Regions from separate parts of the Homo sapiens genome. Here region 2 is linked to region 1. Evidence: read pairs that join two places in POLR2A ChIA-PET (ENCODE). Cell type or tissue: CD4-positive, alpha-beta T cell. All regions are shown on one strand. Each heading gives the region's core, and the rest is flanking DNA. Links, peaks and the distances in the headings are about the cores only.

The links. ChIA-PET counts read pairs that join two places held together with the same protein. Peaks named below come from ENCODE experiments on the same cell type or tissue, not always from the same donor. Only the 100,000 strongest peaks of a DNase experiment are listed, where the experiment ranks them.
Region 2: POLR2A ChIA-PET joins it to region 1 with 15 read pairs; 8 of 35 experiments call an interaction of 5 or more read pairs at or near these places.

The regions. Positions count from the first base shown.
Region 1 is chr6:30,322,699-30,332,995 of GRCh38, reverse strand. It overlaps TRIM39 (tripartite motif containing 39), which reads right to left and starts at 6,069. Exons shown (of 8, transcript NM_001369521.2): 1 at 6,001-6,069; 2 at 3,955-4,107; 3 at 3,226-3,685; 4 at 2,120-2,215. The coding sequence starts at 3,678. TRIM39-RPP21 (TRIM39-RPP21 readthrough) reads right to left here and starts at 3,685. Exons shown (of 10, transcript NM_001199119.1): 1 at 3,226-3,685; 2 at 2,120-2,215. The coding sequence starts at 3,678. HCG17 (HLA complex group 17) reads left to right here and starts at 6,862. Exons shown (of 5, transcript NR_052012.1): 1 at 6,862-6,987. HCG18 (HLA complex group 18) reads left to right here and starts at 5,840. Exons shown (of 3, transcript NR_102327.1): 1 at 5,840-6,845. RefSeq lists enhancers at 2,953-4,152, 7,390-8,033. In CD4-positive, alpha-beta T cell, for the core only: no CTCF peak of the experiment used is centred there; DNase peaks (open chromatin) are centred at 5,785, 6,105, 6,565, 7,135 and 2 weaker places; H3K4me3 peaks cover 2,930 bases; H3K27ac peaks cover 3,086 bases.
Region 2 is chr6:30,061,807-30,072,103 of GRCh38, reverse strand. It overlaps POLR1H (RNA polymerase I subunit H), which reads right to left. Exons shown (of 4, transcript NM_170783.4): 2 at 10,087-10,187; 3 at 9,771-9,880; 4 at 7,197-7,431. The coding sequence ends at 7,407. PPP1R11 (protein phosphatase 1 regulatory inhibitor subunit 11) reads right to left here and starts at 4,906. Exons shown (of 3, transcript NM_021959.3): 1 at 4,625-4,906; 2 at 3,406-3,514; 3 at 1,771-3,000. The coding sequence starts at 4,693. The coding sequence ends at 2,798. It overlaps RNF39 (ring finger protein 39), which reads left to right. Exons shown (of 4, transcript NM_025236.4): 4 at 413-1,834. The coding sequence ends at 993. RefSeq lists an enhancer at 10,080-10,297. In CD4-positive, alpha-beta T cell, for the core only: no CTCF peak of the experiment used is centred there; DNase peaks (open chromatin) are centred at 5,033, 5,823 and 9,133; H3K4me3 peaks cover 1,978 bases; H3K27ac peaks cover 1,865 bases; H3K27me3 peaks cover 105 bases.

The sequences.
Region 1 (10,297 bases), core at 1,103-9,102:
TATGTTTCATTATATTATATTTGGACATGATAGACTCTTTAAAATTTAACATTATGCACATAGGTTATATTACCTGTAATTTTCAGTTCAGCATAATTACAAATTATTTTTTAAAGGGGCATTGAGTCTGATGAGGGAGAAGGAGGGAGAATTCAAATGGTCACAAGAGGAATGTTGGTGGTAGTTTTGGAGACCACTGAAATGACAATTTACAGTTTAAAAAACAGGACAGTTCTGTTCAAGCATTTAGAAGGTTTTAAAAAGGTATATTTCTCTCTCCATCCTTTACCTTCAAGAAGGTGATCAACATGAAGAAGAAAGTTAATGACTAGCAATAAGCACCATTTTCATATTTTTAGGTTTCTTGGAAGGCCTCTAAAAGAACAAAAAACTTTAAAAGTTCACATTTCTAACCAAAATTGGTTCAAATTTTAAAATTTCAAATGCTTACTTTGCTAAAATGTATAAGGCACTAAGGTAATAATACTTGCTTTCTGATGAAATGTTATCATTCATTTAAAAATTCATGTTTCTATGAATCAAAACTTGGATTTAGCTTCTGGTGATCTCTACATGTCAACTCTTAAAAACTCATTACTTCTTCGGGAAACCTTTAATGAGGCCAAATTTCTATGTTGTCTTCTTATGAACTTGCAGCTGTGCATTTTGTGCCATTACTTATTTTCTCCACTTAACTTTAAGCTCAAGGAGGGCAGGAACTGTGTTTTTGCTCATCATTGTTCCCCAGTGTCAAATACCGGGTTTGGCCTAAACCAGGAGCTTAACAAATATTTACTGATTCACGAAGAACTAGTATTCCTGGTTTTGCCACTTACTGGCTTTATGATCTTGGACTAGTCACTTACCCAAGGTCCATTTCCTTCTGTGTAAGCTGAAGGTAATAATACCTACCTTAAAGAATATCTAGGTTTACCCCTACATCTTACTAAAGATGGCCTCAGGATTTCCTTCTGTCTCTTTCTCGTAGCTTTTCTATGTCTCACTTATCCCAATTTGGCCTGAACTCTAAGACCCTAACAACCCTATAAATCTGGAATGTTACGGATACCTAATGAATTAATGCATAGGACTCAATTCTAGTTATTTTTGCTACAAATGATAATTGTTCACTGTTCAATGGAAGACAGACAGACACCAAAATACCATGCTACAAATAAGGCAATGCTATAAAAGAGGTGCAAAATTGTATGAAAATTAAGAATGTTAATTTCTGAAGGGTCAGGAAAGGCTGCATAGGAAGTGGCTTTCATCCCGCCTGAGAGATGAATAAGATCCTATGGTGGAGGATGGGGAGGGGGAGAACATTCTAGCATATGTAAGCTTACTTGAGTTTTAAGAATGTGGTCCTAATGTCATTAGATAGTTCTTCTGAGACTCTTGGTCAGCTCCTTTTCCCTTTCTCCCCAGTGAATCTTCCATATTCTCCTCTCTTCAAGTCCTCTAAGAAACTCCCATCCCTGCCTTCTCAGCAGAAAGCCTCCTTTGCTGCTTTAACAAAAAAAGGAGACCAAGAGGCACGAACTCTCTCAGCTCACCAGATGTAAGATATTCTGTCTGTTCTTCATCTCTTAAATCCCTCTTAATACTTAATTCATGACAAGTAATTTAAGTACAATGTTTAATGACAATCAAGCCTAATAAAATGCCATCATTTTTGAGAGAACTACATTGTTCTTTTTTTTTTTGTTTGTTTTTTTTGTTTGTTTGAGACAGAGCCTTGCTCTGTTGCCCAGGCTGGAGTACAATGGTGTGATCTTGGCTCACTGCAACCTCCGCCTCCCAGGTTCAAGCAATTCTCCTGCCTCAGCCGCCCAAGTCGCTGGGACTACAGGCATGTGCCACCATGCCCGGCTAATTTTTTGTTTTTAGTAAAGACAGGGTTTCACCATGTTGCCCAGGGTGGTCTCAAACTCCTGAGCTCAAGCAATCTGCCCACCTTGGCCTCCAGAATTGCTGGGATTACAGGTGTGAGCCACCATGTCCGGCGAGAACTGCATTTTTCTAATGAACCGGAACTGGTGGATTAAATAGTGTACAGTTAATTCCCTCATAGGCAAATACCCTTCAGAGCAGCCTACATGGGATTGCCTGCCTTTACCTTGAGCTCACCAGGCTTCTTCTCCTCAGAGGACTTGCAGCGAGTGATCTCCTGCAGCTTCTGTTCCAGGGGCTCCAGACACTTCTGCAGTTTTTCCTGAGGGGTAGGGAGGAAGTGGGAGAGGTGACATTTGGGGTTGACTGGTATACCTACCATTCAGAGATTAAACCATTTGTTTTAAACCATTTATTTGCTTCCTAGCCATCTTACTGCCTCTTGATCTGACTTCCTTCCTTGCCTGTCATTTGGGATGTCAACTTTCTACAGTCCCTCCTCCTGCCACTAGCCTGTCCACATCACCTTCTCTGCTCACCCAACTGTCCTTTTACTGAATCTGAGATAGCTGTCATCAACTCTGTGTCCTTTCTCAACTCTTTCCATTTTCTTACTGAGGCAACTGCCTATTACCATCCAAGCAACCTTCTGTACCCTAATATCTCTCTTTAAACCTGTCCTCCCATCCACCTCTGTCCACCTACAATAAAAACATGGTTATTATACTGTAAGTTACCTGAAATCTTGTTTTCAAGAGTAACATAACTAAGCAAAGTATATGATAAAATGCTAACACATTCATATCTCTGTTCCCTTTATTCAAACATTTTCCTTTGTCTCAGCAGTAAGTTAAATGATATGCCATGTTACCCATTACCTAGAGAAGCTGCAAACAATTGAATGGTTCAGCTTAGTCCGGTAGGTATCAGTCTCAAGCGATATTACCTATGCCCAATAACCAGTGTGAAAACAAGGAGCATTCTGAGCAGGCAGGCAGAATGAAGAAACCAGACTACTTTTCAGTTCTTCCTAAGTTTAATCTTTTCCATGTGGTTTCATTCATTTATGAAAAATATGACCACACATACCAATATTCACCCATAAGACTCACATGTATTGCAAAAGTCAGAGAGAAATTTTAGGGCACTTCTCACCATTGCTCTTTTTCAGGCTAGAGGACAACTGATCACACATACTGTGTGCCCCTGCATATGCAGCTCTGAGAATACAAAGTGAGTAGTAGGAGCTTACGATCTCTACCTAGGGAGTATCTCATCCTCTGCCGCTTCTCCCTTTTTACCCACACTGACATCGTGTGTCTGCTTCCCCACCTTGTACTCCTGTGTAGCATCGTCCAGTGGCACAACGGTGTGGGCCCGGTGGGTGTGGGAAATTGCACATATCAAGCATACAGCCTCCTGGTCCTCATAACAGAAAAGGCTGAGGGCCTCATGGTGTTGGGGGCAGAGGCTCTCATCCCGGATCTTCCGCTTGACGGCCTGGAGCTGCTTGGCAATTTCCACCATACTGCCTAGTTGCCGATTAGGTCGGAGACTGCGGTAGCGGGATGTCTTTCGACAGACAGGACAAGGGAAGTCCCTCTCTAGGTCCTCCCACCAGCGGGTGATGCAAGCTTTGCAGAAGTTGTGCCCACACTCAATGATGACAGGTTCCTTCAGATACTCCAGGCACACAGAGCAGCTCGCCTCCACCTGTAAGTTCTCCAAAGCCGCAGCTGTAGAGGCTGCAGAGGCCCCAGCCTCTAACAGACTTGTCTCTGCCATAATTTAACTTGGGAGTGGGGAAGAGGACAGAGAAAATAAAAATATTAATTGGAGGTTTTTTCTTTTTTTTTTTTTTGCATCCCTGACCCGACATTTATCCCTATGTTAAGTCCTAACTCCAGATTTGCCCCTTCTTGTTATTCTCCATCTTCTCTTCCAATCAATTCAACCTCTTTGTTTCTCCATTTTCAAAACTTGTGACTCCCAGCCATCAACCTTTTTTTTCTTGTTAGTAAACTGACACACAACCCCCAATTGATCTATCTTGTCTCTTACCTCTGCTTTCTCTTGTTAGAAAGAGAAGCTTCCTTCAACTCTAGCTCAGCATACTTCTCCTGATCCAGGCTCATTCCACTTATATCTTAGAACCAATAGTTCCAGACACTGTATCCTCGTTTGACATACGTTTCTAACAGACAAGAAAGGAATCTGAGAAGTAAAAAAGTCATAAAAATATTAACATTTCTTAAATTAACCATATTTTAAAGTTTAATGTTATAAGAGCTTTATGATTAATCCACTGGAGTCTAAGCTTGATTCTCTGACACTGTTCTCTCATTCTTCTAAATCACAATATCCAACCTTTTGGCTTCCCTGGGCCCACTGGAAGAAGTGTCTTGGGCCAGACATAAAATACATTGACACTAATGACAGCTGATAAGCTTAAAAAAAAAAAAGTCCATGCATAACTTTTGTTCTATCACCACCACAGAAGGTCCATGCATAATTTTTATCAGCCACCACAGATAAGCAAAGAGAGTCCTCATATTGAAAGGGTTAGATACCACTGCTCTAAAGGCTAACAAATGGAATGAATGAGGCAAAGGCAACCTCCTCTTTTCAGGAAAATCTGAAATTATTCTTCCTTTTATCCATCAGACTAGCCTAAAGGAAATCTGCTCTCTTCTTGGAATGACATTTCACGCAACATTCCATTTCTCTTGTGTTCATCTGGACACTCAGAACTGCTGAAAACTGATAAATTATGGCAACCATATTAAATATTGCTGAGCTCAGGCCAACGACTTCTTGAAAAGAGAGCAACGAGTCTATTTGTAGTGACTGGAATCTTTCAATATAGCTATTGATAACTAACACCCTGGGCATAGTGTGTCTCCAACTTATAGGTCCTGGAGTGGTTGCGAATTAAGAGACACAAAAGAGGCAATGAGATCTCCCTCAAGCGCAGCCTCAGAAGAATTGGAAATGCATAGGAGAGATTTATAAAACACAAGGCTGGCCCCCTACTCCATCCTTAAAACATCCATACTTTTAGCCATGGGTAAGTTGATTTAACTATCCCCATAACCTTTTCTCCTCCCGACCCCCATCCTTCTCCAGGGACCTACTGGAAGGAAGGAAATTTGGTAGATCTATGTGCTGAGAGATAAGTGGCCATGTAATGAGGTAGGTTAACAACAATTGTTCCTGTATATATTGTTGGCACACACAAATGTGTTTGATTTGGAGTAGGAACTGATAACTTCTTTGGATTTGAATTTCTTCTGTCAGCAATAGGAGAGAAGTTCAGTCAGATGATTTCTATCTGTGGGAATCCAACTTTGACTTGTGGTGATCCTACCCCTTCCTCAGTCTTTTACAAATTAAGTGGCCTCCTCACCTGAGACGAGTAGAACTGTATGCACAGTAAGGCACCAGGACGGATCTAGACTGGCAAAGAAGTGGTGAGAGAAATGGGGAAAGGGTTAGGGAAGAAGGGAGAGGACTCTCAACTACAGTCATAGTGAGACCTTGAGTGCCTCTGCGTTAGTCCTTCCTCTTCCTCTACTCCTTGTGTCTCAGCTGAAGGGCAAACTTCAGGGACAATCTCATTTTGTTTCTACCACTGTTCAGGGTCCCACCTTGCGACCCTCTCCTGAGAGGTTGTCCACAACTCTGTCCCACCCCCGTTCTCCATCTTCTTCCGCCAGATCTGGGGCTGGGGCATTGGAGAGGGGAAAGAGGAAACGTCGTGGCTGGCAGGGTAGGAAGGGATGCGTGTCCAGGTGAGAAAGAGGTGTGACGTGCAGATGGGATGCCCGCCGCTATGACGCTGCCGAGACCCGCGGTGACTGCGTCAGAGTTTCACCCGGGGAGGTGAGCAGCAGCGGGACGGGGGAACGGCGGGGTAGCCAAGCAACGCCGGACGCGCTGACGTCGCCGGGGCGGCAAAACGTCCGCCCGGGCCCGAGGCGGGCGGAGGCAGCTGTGGTTACGTGCGGGGGGCCGGTGACGCAGTCGCGGGGCGCTGGGACGCGGCTTGCGGAGCCGGCCGGCGAGCGCAGGCCCCAGGCTCGGGCGCGGCGGCGGGACAGCACCTACCTTCCCGGCTTCGGGTCCGGGAGTGCGGGGCGCGGAGCCGCCGGAGCGCTGCCTCCCTCCTTCCTCCTCCCCTCGCCCCCGCCCCGCGGCGCGACACACAATACTCGCCGGAAGCGGAAGCCGCGCCGAGGCTCGTGTCAGTGGAAGCTGGGGTGTCGGCGGGCGGCCGCGGCCGGGTCTAGCGGTGCCTGCGGAAGAAGGAGGAGGAGGGCTGGCGATGAGAAGCAGCAGGGGGAATCAAGGGCAAGAAGGGACCCAGAGGGGCAGGTGGCTGAGATGCTGGCGTCCAGGTGACCCGAGGAATCCTCTGGAGATACAGGCCCGCGCATGCGCGTGCTCGAGCGCTGAAGCCCATTGCCCGCAGGGCGCTGGACTGGCGCCCCGGCCGGCGAGGCTGTCTAGTCCAGGCTCCAGGCCCCGGCTCTGGCCAGGCGCCGCCGCCTCCCGGTGCAGCTGAAAGTCGACGAAGAGGGCGGGGCGGGGGCGGCTTGTGGACTTCCACACTTTTCCTCTCTTCGGGCCAGTCTGGGGAGAGGGTGGCTAGCTGTGGCGGCGGCCAATTACGTGGCGGACCTGCGGGGCTAAGCTGGCACGTCACTTCCGACTAGTGGAGTTTTTAGCCTTTTAACATTCAAGGATTAGGTAAGTTCTCCCCGCGGTAGACTTCAAATACTCTTTGTCCTGCCCCTGCTTGGCGAAATTTACCGAAATTATCTACCTATCCCGCTGGAGTGGGAGCCGGGGGAGAGCTGGAACCGCGTCTCTGCTGCTCACCTTTGTGTCCTTAGCTCCTTCGCATGGGGTCCGACCGCAACACGTGCGCTGGATAAACGCTTGTTAACTGGGTGAGAGCCAAGGCCTGTTCTTTCCACTTCTGGGGCTGTGACTTGAGTTTCTCCGCAGGAGCAGATAGTGTTTGTGTAGGGACTGCGGACTTTTGCATTACAGCCTCCCTGCTTTGCCCGCCTGCTGCTGGAAGCTTAGCAGGTCAGTGATTTTGGAGGAAGTGGGTGAGGTGATGAGGCTGGGGAAGAGTATGCTGGGAGAGGTGTGAGGGGCCCGGGAAGAGGTGATGGGGCTGGGGAGGGGCTAGTAGTGGGTAGAGGTGTGAAAAGGCTGAGGAGGAGGGGTTAGTGCTAGGAGGGGTGTGACACGGCTGGTAGAAAAGATAGCTTGCTCCGCCTCCCCGCCGCCAGCACTAGTCATGGAGAATATTCATTGAAAGAGATGAGCAGATTTTGCTGTACTCTCCTCGGTGAGAAAGGGCCCTAATTTCCGGTGTAAATTGTGCTGCTGTTTACAAACACCCTGCATTATTTAACCTCTCATCTTGGGAGCCAGAAACTATTTACTTGCTGAAAATATAATCCAGTATCTAAGGTATAAAGATTTGGGATCACACATGCTAATTACAGTTGTCTACCTTTACTGTTCCTTTTTTTGTGCCAAGAATTGAAGAAGATTAAATTTGAGAAAATTACATTTGATACCTTTTTTCACATTGCTATGTAGCCGTTAGGGATTTTAGCAGCAGCACTTGTTCTAATTCACAAGATGTCTCACTTGTAAGGGTAGTTTGAAAGCCACTAACTGGGCAGTGAGCCTCCTTAGCCGTGGCTTCGGAGGGAGAGAGAGATTTGGTTTTGATTTGTTAATTTGTGGCGCTTAAGATGTTGATAGCCCTCCTTTCTGGCTTTCTGTTTGTAGATAACCAGGAGGAATGTGATTAGACTAAGGAAATTAACAAGAGGAGGTCCAGTTCTAAGGACTGTGAAGAATGTGCTTGCCTAGAGACTGATATTAAGGGGATTTTATGCTGAATATGGAAGGAAAAAAGGGAGACTGTCTAGGTAAAACTATAAAATTATGAAGCGCAAGTAGTATGACATATAACAGGGCTTGGCAAATCTTTGCTGTAGAGAGCCAGAGAGGACATCTTTTTGGCCTTGTGGTCCATACTCAGCTTTCTCCTTGCAGTATGAAAACATCATTAGACAGTACTAAATGAAGGCTGGGCGCGGTGGCTCACGCCTGTAATCCTATCACTTTGGGAGGCCGAGGCGGGTGGATCACCTGAGGTCAGGAGTTTGAGACCAGCCTGGCCAACATAGCGAAACCCTGTCTCTACTTTTTAGTAGAGACAAAAATTAGCCGGGCGTGTGGCGCGTGTGGCGCGCACCTGTAATCCCAGCTACCTGGAAGGCGGAGGCAGGAGAATGGCTTGAAAGCAGGAGGCAGAGGTTGCAGTGAGCCGAGATCTCGCCACTGCACTCCAGCCTGGGCGACAGAGCGAGACTCTGTCTCCAAAAACAAACAAAAGCTAAATGAGCATGGCTGTGTGTCAATGAAACTTTATTATGGATGCTAAAATTTGAATTTAATAACATTTTCAAGTGTCATTAAATACTCCCCTTGGATTCTGGCCCTCCCTCCCCAGTCATTTAAAAATGTAAAAACCATTCTTAGCTTTTGACGTATACGAAGACAGATAGTAGACCGTAGTTTGCCGACTCCGGACAGGATAATAATGAAATATCCGGTATTTTTCAAGCGATAGTAATTGGGAGAGAGTGAAAACAAGCTATAATCTCTTAATTTCATCTGTCTGTTTACCACAATAATAAAGGGGATCTGAATTCTTAACACAAATTTGTTATGGCCTTTGAAAGTTGCCAAGATTTATGAATGTACGTATATTCTCTAAACAAGAAAAGGTATATTCCTTGTTTAAAAAGGATTACAGTTCAAGAAAAGTGGAATAACACCGAGTTTTGATGTTGATTTATACCAAAGGATTTTCAACACAGGAATATGCAAAAATGAACTGTAATAATGGGATGTAATTAAACAAATTTTAAATATACATTTTTAATATTTTTATATCAATAAGGGAAAACAGAAGCAATCTTGAAATGACTGAGTCATATAGAGCAAATGGGCATATAAGCAGTGTAGGTAGGAAACTGGTTGAGGTCAGATATGATGAGATGGGAGGGATGAAGGCGGGGTTTAATTGTCCAAGACTTGTGAGATTCTTACTCATGAAAAGGCAATATATCTAATCCCCCTCCATTTTTTTCATTTTTTATTATGAAAAATTTCAAACATAGAGACAGTCTTCAGCTTGCTTTTTATACTTTATAGTGGCTTTTATTGTTCCAGTTTGGTGACATAGAGCTACCTCACTCTTTTTAAAGTCTGCATTATTCATTTTGTAGACATGTGATTTATTCAACAATTTTGAGTAGACATTTAAGGTTCTTTCCACATCTTATTAAATAAAGGCTGTCGAGAACATCCTTGTACATATCTCTTTAGATCGTCGTGCCATTATATTAGTAGGATAAATTTCTGGAAGTTTGGCTGCTGGGTTCGAAGGCATGGAAATTTAAAATTCTATTAGATTTTTACAATTATCTTTCCGTAAGTGCCTGGCAAGGTGTCAGAGCCCTGGCACCGGGAAGTGGTCAACTCGCAGGTTGGTAAAATGAATTTACCATACCTACAAACAGTATAGGTTTGAAAAAAGGAAAGTTTATTAGAAAGGAAGAACTGAAACAGCCTTTGCAAAATGATGACTGAGACAGTGAAAGAAATCTAACGTAACCGACTCCATCTTGCTTCTAAGCTCCAAGCTGTTCTTGTTCATTCCTGGGCGTAGGCTGAACTAACTTTGGGAGAAACTTAGTTTATAAACAAAGAGGGTAACAGCCCTTTCCCAAAGCAGACTTCCTTCTTGTCTGAGGACTAGACTAACATTAGCCACAGGATTAGAATTTTTGGTTTAGTAGTCATGCAGCTGGAGGCTGCAAGATTCTGACCCTCCCTAAACTGCTCCTGTGATCAGTGCTTGAGGTATTTTGCAGACCCCGTACTTGATGGGTCAGCTGGCACTACCCACATCAATAAACTGGCTCTTTTTTTTTTTTTTTTTTTTTTTGGAGACGGAGTCTTGCTCTTGTCGCCCAGGCTGGAGTGCAAATGGCACGATCTCGGCTCACTGCAACCTCCGCCTCCCGGATTCAAGTGATTCTCCTGTCTCAGCCTCTCGAGTAGCTGGGATTACAGGCACCTGCCATCACGCCTGGCTTTTTCTGTTTGTTTTTTTTTTTTTGTTTTTTAGTAGAGACAGGGTTTCACAATGTTGGCCAGGCTGGTTTCCAATTCCCGACCTCCGGTGATCCACTCACTTTGGCTGCCCAAAGTGGCTCATCTGATTATGTGGCCCCCACCCAGGAACTGACTCAGTGCAGGAAGACGGTTTTGATTCCCTACAGTTTCATCCCTGACCAATCAG
Region 2 (10,297 bases), core at 1,529-9,528, 260 kb after region 1:
CTTCCCCATTTTGCTGACCCAGCTCCCATGCCCCACCCCAGATGATGCAGATTGAGGTATCAGTCCTTACTCCTCCCTCGAAGTCAGATCAGCCTCACTCTTCCTCCCCCAACCCCACAAACGAGACAACCTCTCATTTGATCTTCCTGCTGTGCTCCCTGCACTGGGCCAGTATGATCCTTCCCCAGGTCCAATTCTACAGAAGTGGTGCATCAGTACAAGGTCTGATATTGCCCAGGTCTGCTCTTCATATGCCTTCCTTCTTTTTGGTCCTGCAGTCGCCTTTTGAGCTGTTGTGTGGTCACTAGCTCTCAGTCTTTTACGTGATCTTCGTTGACTATTCTCCACCCTACCCCGCCTGTGATTTAGAAAACTCTCTCATGAGGTCCTCTCCCTGCCTCCCCGTCTCCAGCCGACCTGACCCTGGACCCTGGGACCGCACACCGCCGCCTGCTCATCTCCGCCGACCGCCGCAGCGTACAACTGGCCCCACCAGGGACGCCCGCGCCCCCTGACGGCCCCAAGCGCTTCGATCAGCTCCCAGCTGTGCTGGGTGCGCAGGGCTTCGGGGCCGGCCGCCACTGCTGGGAGGTGGAGACTGCGGACGCCGCCTCCTGCAGAGACTCTTCTGGGGAGGATGCGGACGACGAGGAGAGCCACTATGCAGTGGGCGCGGCCGGGGAATCAGTGCAACGCAAGGGCTGCGTAAGGCTGTGCCCTGCGGGGGCCGTGTGGGCCGTGGAGGGCCGCGGCGGCCGCCTGTGGGCCCTCACGGCACCCGAACCCACCCTGCTGGGCGGTGTTGAGCCCCCGCCGCGGCGCATTCGCGTGGACCTGGACTGGGAGCGGGGCCGCGTGGCCTTCTACGACGGCCGCTCACTCGACCTGCTTTACGCCTTCCAGGCGCCTGGCCCCCTGGGGGAGCGCATCTTCCCGCTGTTCTGCACCTGCGACCCTCGTGCTCCGCTCCGCATTGTACCAGCGGAAAGCTGAGTCTCGTCTCCAACTAGAAGTTTGGCCCGGCCACTGGCCCTGCAGCTGCTTTTTGGGGGTGGAATTCCCCACTCATTTCTGGGAACACATTCACACGCCCATTGCAGGAGTATTAATAGCAACCCACATTTTCGCCCCAAAATAATGAGACCTCACCTGGTCTCCACGTTTCCACGTCCCTGCTCAAAACCAAATCCATTCCTGCCTTCTGGCTCTCAGAATCTTCTCTCCCCTACAGCTACTACAGTACTTCCTGACTTCTCCCATTCAAACCATTCTAGGCCTGCAATGGGGAACAGGCCCTCCCCATCAGTATTGGTAAAGTGACCATGATTCCTACATAGAGGCTCTGCTGGTCAAATACTTGACTCCCACTCTTGCCACTCCTAGCTCCAGAAGGGCTCAGGGCCTTCCCCACAGATCTAAGGACTGGGCTACCCTGCCTGTCCACTGAGGTTTCTCCTAAAACAAGAGGCTTGACTCTGGTCTGGGCCCTGTGGCCCTCTGGGAAGCTTTGTACCTCTTTTGCAGGATCTGGGGGTGGGGAGGGACAAGCTAGTTCCCCAACCTCCTATGACTGCTTTCTATGCTCACAGCCTTTTTTCCATAAGAACCTTCTTGAAACTTCTCCCCGCACATACTCACGGAAAGGAACCAATGGTGCTATTTCCCCTCTCTCCTCCTCAACCTGGGAATACTTCAGACATCTCCAAACTCATCCTTGTGTATAGTCTCACACCCTTCCCCATAAGTATAAATGGGCCCATATTTAACACATTTTGTGATTTTGGGTTATTTATTTTGTGCATCTGTGGCAATAAATGAGATCTCAGTGGTGGTATGGATTTGACTGATCTCTGTAACTGTGTATGGCAAAAGGACCGGAAAATGAAAACCGGATCCCAGTAAGGGGTAGAGAGGGGCCAAGAGAACTGAACATCTGGGCTGCCGGAGAAATCAAAGTCTAGGAAGTAAGAGGTAAGAGTGTACTACAGGGGACATACCCCAATCTCTTTGCTCCCTCCCTCTTCCTTCCTCTCCCAGAGACCCAGGTCCCTGGGACTATATTGGATCTGTCTCTGAAGCTGAAAAACAAAAGGCAGAGGAGACAGTCGGCTCTAAGTGACCAATCTCAAGCCAGCTTTGTCAGAAATCCTAAATAACAGGAGAAGGGTGGGAAGAAAGGATATGATTATTTCTTATTCCATTTTCCATAAGAGGTGAGAATGACAAGGACCTCTTTTCTAACTCCTCTTGAGGGTGTGAGAAGGGTTAGCAGGAGGAGAAGGGCTGGGAGCTCTGAGGTCTCCTGTAAGACCTCATATCTCACAGGCAAGGACTAAGAATTAGGATTAAATATTTTAGTGGGATAGCTCTAAACCAGGATTAGCAAGCAAAGTTAGGGCGCAAATTCCTGGAATCTGACTGGGACCCTGGCAGTGAAAGCTGGGACTGTTGAAAACCCAATTTAAGTGTTCGCTACTCATGTTGAGAGTGCAGGGCCAAGATAACTAGATCCCAGGACAGGCAGTTTGGCAGTGAGAACAAAAGGAAGACACTGGGACCAAGGTGCCTAGATCCCTCGAGAGAGAAGGGTGGGTATTGGGAGGAAAAATGAGGACTGGGGAAACCCAGGAGGCTGGGTTCTGGAATAGCAGCAAGTCAGAATTTCAGGATCTCTGTTCGTCCTCCTCTTCCTCTTCCCTCTATCAGGCAGAAGAGAGGGAAGGAGGGGGCTGGAGAAGTAGCCACATGGATACATTTAGGGCCAGACAGACACAGGAATGCTGGAGGAGAGAGGGATTTAGTGCTGCATTGGCCCTGGAGGGGGCTGGGAAGGGTCAGGAGGCTGGGGAGGGGTGGTGGGGGTCGGTCCTAGGGTTGCACGACGCCGTCCTTTGCGGTGGCCACGTACACAGTGTGTATGACCACAGCCCTCTTCTTCCTCCTCATCACTTTCCGTGGAGCTCTCGCCAAAGGCCCGAGGTTTCTCATAAATACAGCAGCCTAGATTTAGAGGGAGGAGCCCAGTTAAAGAGGAGGAAGGGTAAGATATATAGTCAGTTCCATTCCCACTCAAACTCAGTGAAAATTCCTATTTTCTCCTACCTTCCAGGATCCAGCTTCCCCAGGCCCACCCTCTGGGACTCAGGCCCCACCCCTCTTGTCCTCTTAGAGAGCCACGAATTCAAAGCCCCACTTCTCCCACCTCTGACACTTCTTGCTGTCAGACCTAGGCAATTCCAGTTCTAGCCCTTCCCTACCTCTTTCCCTGATACCACAGCACCACCAAAAAAGTGACAGAACTATGAACATCTGGGGGCTTCTGGAAAGCCAGTGGATATGAGTAGATACAAGATATGCTGAAGGGAGCCAGAACTCCAGGGCTACTGCGGGCCAACAATTACTCACATTTGGATGAGCGGCGGCCCATGTGTTCATTGTCCACAGTGTCACTTGTCCATTCTACCTTTTTCTCTGGCTTCCGTTTCCGAAGTTTGATGGTAAGGCTCCGGTTCTCCTAGAAGGTTAAGGATGAGCATACCTATCTAGTCCCCTCTTACTAACCTTTCCCACTCCCTCCCAGGGAACCTCCTCTCTTTTCTTCTTTAGCTCAATCAGTACCATAGGCATAGCACCAGAGGAGCTGACAGAAGATAAAACAGAACAGGTCTTTTACCTCAGATAGTCCCTTGAGGAATAAGTATTATTTCCTGTTCTTATACCACCAGTATAAGAGAAGACACAATTCCTAACCTAGGAAAGGTCCCAGCAACTCTTCAAAGGAAAATATAATCCTTGCTGTTTCTCCGTCTTCCTCCCCAAATCATCCTTGGTAGTATTAATACATGAAAATTATTTTTCAGTCCCCAGCACCTAATCTTTGATCTCCCTTCCTTTTTCCAGATCCCCTATTCTTTTTCTCTTAAAAAAACAAACAAAACCTCTCTCATTCTCAAGCTCCAGCCCTCCCTACCTCTTATCCACCTATTCTCTGGCATCCTGGCATCTCTAGTAGCAAGTATTACTAATCTATTAATTACTAAACTTCCTTTAATCCAAGAGTATTAAGCCCAATGCAACCTTCTCCCTTTGAAGGCAACTTAACATGTTTTTGGATAAATACTTCTTGTTTCTCCATTTACATCTTTGCTCTCTGATTTCTCAAAATACCTCTTTTCATCTCCTTTTCTTGTTTCCTCATTCCTGCCACTTCCTTTTACATTCATCCATTCAATAAATATTTATTCGAATATCAATATTGATAATATTGATAAGTTGGCCTCCAACCATGCTTTCTTACACTACCTTTGATTTCCTCCCAACATCTTCCTGGCTCCTTAATCCTCAATTTCCCTTTCGTTTATTACTTACACACATAACCACCCCAAGCAGCAACACCTATATCCTAACTGTACCTCCCTATTACAAGTTCCTTGACCTGCCTCCTGCACCATCTCTGCCACTCCAAATAGCTCCAATACCTTCCGATTCTCCCAGCCCTAGATATTCAACCCCACACCTCCCATATCCCTAGGCCTAGCTCCTCCAACAACTCTTCTAATCCCTGTCCCCTCCCTCCCAGTATCTCCCAGACCCCTAAACAGCACCGCCCCCCCGCCTTTCTCACGGGCTCGGTTGTCACGGTAACCGTTGTCTCAGTGACGGTCTCGCTCAGCCCAGCCCCTGCCTCGGCCATGGCTAAGGCTCAGGACAGGGAGGAGAGGAGGAAGGGGGATGAGACACCCTTCCCTTTTTCTGTCGCTGAGGTCTAAGAGAAGCGGTATCGGATTCAGAGTGGTAGCCAGGATCCTCCACCTTCTTTATTCCCCCTCCTCCTGGGCCTCCGCTTCTCCACCCCTGGGGATAACCTGGCTAACCCCACTTCCGGCTCGCCGCTTCCGGGTGTGACGCATACTGCAGTCCCCCTTTTTCCCTTCCACGGCACCAAATGCGTCAAAGCGCAGGCGTCGCTGGATTAGTTCCGCCGTAACGTGACAGCGCGCAGGCGCTGAAAGAAAGAGAAACAAATTTGGCGGAAGGGGTGTCACTGCGGGTGTGGGTGGAGGAGGGAGAGTCTGGGGCAGCACGCGTACTCACAGCCTAGAGGAAGCAGGAGGGGCGCCCAGATGGGTATTGCCGGGCCAGACGCTGCAGAGTGGGTGTGGCGAGGGCGGAGTTGTGTGCACCAAGCTGAGTCCTGCTGCAGATTTCCGTTTGCCTTGTCTGGGTAGGTGGACCGGCGAGGAAGCTTAAGGAGCAATAGTAATGACCCTACCGTGGCCTATTTCCCTTTCCTTGTTTGGTCTGGGTTTCTCTAAAGAAAACGGGAAGTGGGAGCAGTTGGAAACACACTTAAGAGTCAAGCGATGTGGTTCTACCCCTCGCCCTGTGCCTGTAGGTGTTTGAGCAGTTCAGTTTAGTGCACGTTCAACGTCAGTTTTTTTCAGTCACTGTGCTACGCCTTGAAGATGGAGGCGCGTAAGACGCTCAGACCCTGCCTTTTAGCTCTAGTAGGAAAGACAGGCATGCTGAAAACTAACAAAAATATGAAACACTGGGGCATTAACAAATGCCATGTCTGATTTGTAAATCTGAATGTAGTTACATACTGCCAACATATTCGTTCTCTCTGGGGTGATGAGTAGGATGAAGCAGAGAAATGGTCGTAAATTACAGTATAGGCTATTTTATAAAAATATATGCACGTTTCTTAGAGAGCAAAAGAAAGTGGTAAAACAAGAACCAGGAAGGCCGACAAGTAGGTTTTTTTAGAAGAGCAGCTTAAAAAGTTGTAGATGTGTGCACTACAGGAAATGGAGTTTTGTACCGCTTGGATCTGAGGGAGTGCCAGATGAAGCTTGACAGGTAGGCAGTGGTTATATGGAAGAACCTGTATGCTTTGCTAAGAAATTAAGCTTAATCCAATCACTGTTATGGGCCAGAGAAAGGCTTAAAGTAGGGTAGAAACATGAACAGGTTTGTTTCAGATTTCAGGAGTGGGTCAGGAAAGTCAACTGCCAGAACAGTTCAAACGTACAGTGGGGAAGACTGCCCTGCCCATTCTCCAGGTTGCTGTGGGGGTCAAACAAGATAGCTATGTTTGAGAGCTCTGAATATATATAAAGGGCCACACAATTATATGATAATTATTACAGTAACCCCTTGATCACTATTTGAGCCAAGGAATGCGGGACCTGAGTATGCATTTGTTCCCCTTGAAAGTTTTTAGTTCAAACAGAAAAAAGCAAGATATAGTTCAGCATGTCTAGTCCATTAAAAAAACCAAACACATATATAGCAACACACATATACAGAGCCACATACATATACACAAGCACAGATATACAGTATAATTTGGTTATCTCTGTGGAGTAGGATTCCTTGTGACTTTACTTTTTTCTTTCTTTCTATGTAAGAATCTATTATAATAGATATACAATTCATCCTTGAACAACATGGGGGTAAGGGGTGCTGACCCTCTGAACAGCCAAAAATCCATATATAACTTTTGACTCCCCCAAAACTTTACTGTTGACCAGATGCCTTACCAATAACATAAACCGTTGATTAACACATATTTTGTATATGTATTATATACTTATAATACATATAATCTTACAATCAAGTAAGCTAGAGAAAACATTATTAAGAAAATCATAAGGAAAAGAAAATATATTTACTATTCATTAAGTAGAAGTGGATCACATTTTCATGTTGAGTAGGCTCAGGAGGAGGAAAAGGAGGGCTTAAATGTGCTGCTATCTTATGGGTCTCAGAAGTAGAAGAAAATCCACATATATGTAGACTCAAGCAGTTCAAACCTGTGTTGTTCAAGGGTCAACTGTGTATTGTATTTATCTCAATACTAATAAAATACTCACCTATAGTGATCACTTAGTGGCATTACTTAGTATCAGATTTTTTGTTGTCCAAATTTATATGCTAAAGAGATCTGGTTAAAATTTCTGTTAAATGTCTCACTATCCAAATTCCTAGTTTTTCTTAACCTAAACTCAGGAACCAAATAGATTTAAATAGTATGGCAATACTTACAATTGCTTTTTGTTTATATTAGCCTCATTCCTGACTCTACTTTTTTGTCCTAATTTTTCCCCCTTTTCTTTTTCATATAAATATATCTCTGGAAACTCATTTAAATTCCTTTTGGAATAAGACAGATTATAAGTAACATACATATGTCAGGGTCTTATAGAAAAATATAACTTTAATAAGGAAATTCAACTAAGGGTAGGAGTACTCCAGGAACAATGGTAATCCCCACATGATGATCTGATTCTCTTCTGGGAGCAAAACATTGCAACCAGACAGGATGGACAAGGCATCTAAAAACCCAGTATCCTTCACCTTCCGAAAGGAGGGAGGGACTGTAGAGTTGCCCAGGAAAAAGGTCAAGAGTCTTCCTTCTCCTGGAACCTATGAGGAAAGAAAGGACTTGTTATATTCACCAAAAGATGAGTTTCTAGTAGTATAAGATAAGATATGCAATCAAATAATCAAGGAAGGACTTTTATTTATGACATCATTGAGGACTGGCTCCCCTAAACAAACTTCCAATTCTAATTCCAAGACAACTAAAAATTCTGGGATTAAAAATATATCCAATGAGTTATAACCTCAAAGCAAAGATTTCTTAGGACACAGAAAGCACTAGCTGTAAAAGAAAAAAAAAAGGATAAGCTGAACCTTATAAAAACTTAAAACTTCTGCTCATTTAAAGAGGGTTAAGAAAATAGGCAAGCCACACGCTGGGAAAAAAAATCTTCTTTTTATTTAAAAAAAATTTTTTTTTTTTTGGTAAAATGACAACCAGTGATAGGAAAAAAATACTTTTAAAAGATATATCTGACTATGAATATTTTTAATCCTTTGATGAGATGGCAAGAAAGTAAAGGCAATCTGCACACTGGTTAAAAGTTCTGTAAAACCAGAAATCCAGACAGGGAAGTTAAAACTAATGTCCCTATGAAACGTGACAGTGACACTATGGTGCCCTTTATACTGTTTTGACAGTCACTGGAAGCATAGGAAATGAGGGACAAAATGTATAAGGTCTGATAGGAGATCCCGTGCATAAATTTGGGAACTGCAAAAGGCTGCCCTTTCTTGTAAAAGTGAACAAGAAAAGAAAAAATTCAACTCTATAGAAGGGGAATTTGACTGTCTCAGTAGGTAGAAAGAGAGAAAACTCTCTCCTGAGAATTTCTAACTGTAAGCTAGCCCTTACATGGATTTGCAGCTCAAATTCATACTATCTGTCTGCTCCAAAAAACATGAAGCCAAGAATTTATTTAAAGTAATTCCAGCTTGATAGTGCTTCAAGGCACCTAGAAAAGAAACACAAATGCTGAGAATACAGCACTCGCCCAAGGCCTCAAAGAATTCCTACAGTTCAAGTTCTAAAAAACTCGAATTTATAGTCAAAAATCACAAAACAAAGAAAAAAAGCACTATGAGAGAGACAGCAGAAACAAAAGACAGCAGCATCAGACACACAAAATCCGCAGATATCAGAATTATAAGACATAGAATATAATAACCATATTTAATATTTTAAATATATATTTAAAGAATAATAAAAGGAACAATTTAAAATATGATTAAAGAACTGATAATTATTTAAAAATTAAGGAGATTTGAAAAGTAATTAAATAGAACTCAAAATAATAACAATAGTAAAAAATAATAATACTTGAAATAAACTGAAGACAGAATTAGTGACATGGAAGAGGGACCTGAAGAAATTACTCAGAAGGTGGCATAAAGAGAACAGCAATTGAAAATATGAAAAGAAGGTGAGAGAAATGGAGGACAGAAGAGAGAAACCTCTTTCTAGTAACTAATTCGAGGTCCAGAATGTGAGGACTGAGAACATGGGGGAAAGAGAATATTAAAAGAGATGATGGCTGATAATTTTCCAAGGTTGATGAAAAAAAAGTCCACTCTCAGTTTCAGAAAGTCCAACAAATCCCAAACAGAATAAAAGAAAATCGTATTTTGATATACTATAGTGACTGCAGAACACCAAAGACAAAAATGAGGTCTTAAAAGCATTCAGAAAGCCCATGTTCTCTAAGTCATGTGTGACTAATTCTCTCCAAAGAAAGCTACCTTGACTGCGGTTGAAGACTGCAGTATAAGATGCTGACCACTAAACAATACCTGCTTCTTATGTTGTTTTTTTTTTCTTCATTTCCTTTTAAATATCCTAAAAGTAGGTCAGGCGGGGTGGCTCATGCCTGTAATCCCAGCACTTTGGGATGCTGAGGTGGGTGGATCACTTGAGCTCAGAAGTTCAAGACCAGCCTGGGAAACATAGAGAAACCCCATCTCTACTAAAAATACAAAAAAAAAAAAAAAAAAAAAAAAAAAAAGCCAGGCGTGGTGGCATGTGTCTGTGGTCCCAGCTACTTTGGAGGCTGAGGTGGGAGGATTACCTGAGCCCAGGAGGCGGAGGTTGCAGTGAGCCAAGATTGCCTCGCTGCACTCCAGGCTAGGTGACAGAGCGACACCCTGTCAAAAAAAAAAAAAAAAAAAAAAAAAAATCCTAAAAGGTTTATTTCACTGGTTATAAAAAGGTTTAAAAAAGTGTAACTTAAAAAAATAAAAAACAACTACAAATCTCCCTATTACCAGAACTGCACAGAAATAAGGGATGGGACCAAGGGAAACGGCCATTTCGTACAAAAAAATAAATCACTGGATTTGTTTAGTTAGCAAACAGACTGAGCAGAGGGAGGGGAAAGAATACTCACTTGCAGTTGGTACAGGTGTAGAAGACAGTTTGCCCTTCATCGGCTGAACGCATCTGTCTGGTGTGGTATGCCATTCCTTCATGACCACATCGAGGGCAGCGCCTGTCAACCTGGGAAGAAACTGGTGGGTTAGGGAGGCCTGGTCATATCCCCTTACTTCCCACAGGAATCAGGCGATCACGCCTCTCAAACGTCGATGGTTTACATCTCTTTTCCCTCTTGGAATTGGGCACAAAACTCTCCAGAGCTTTGCAATCACTCCTCCATTTCTTTCCTACCCACCTTATGGAGCCAGTTCTTGATCTCATTAGCTTACCACAGGTCCCTGGCACTCAGGCCCTTCCTCCACCGACATAGGCATGGCTGTCCCCAGTTGGTGGAACACAACCGAAGTCTTCACAACCTTCCCCTCAAAGTCTGCACAGGCAAGTAAGAACTGGTTATGGAGACAACCAGAGAGAGCTGACACCGGAAACCTCCCCTTTCCCCTGGCTGGTTAGGCCAGGAGGCCCTACATCCTTTCCCTC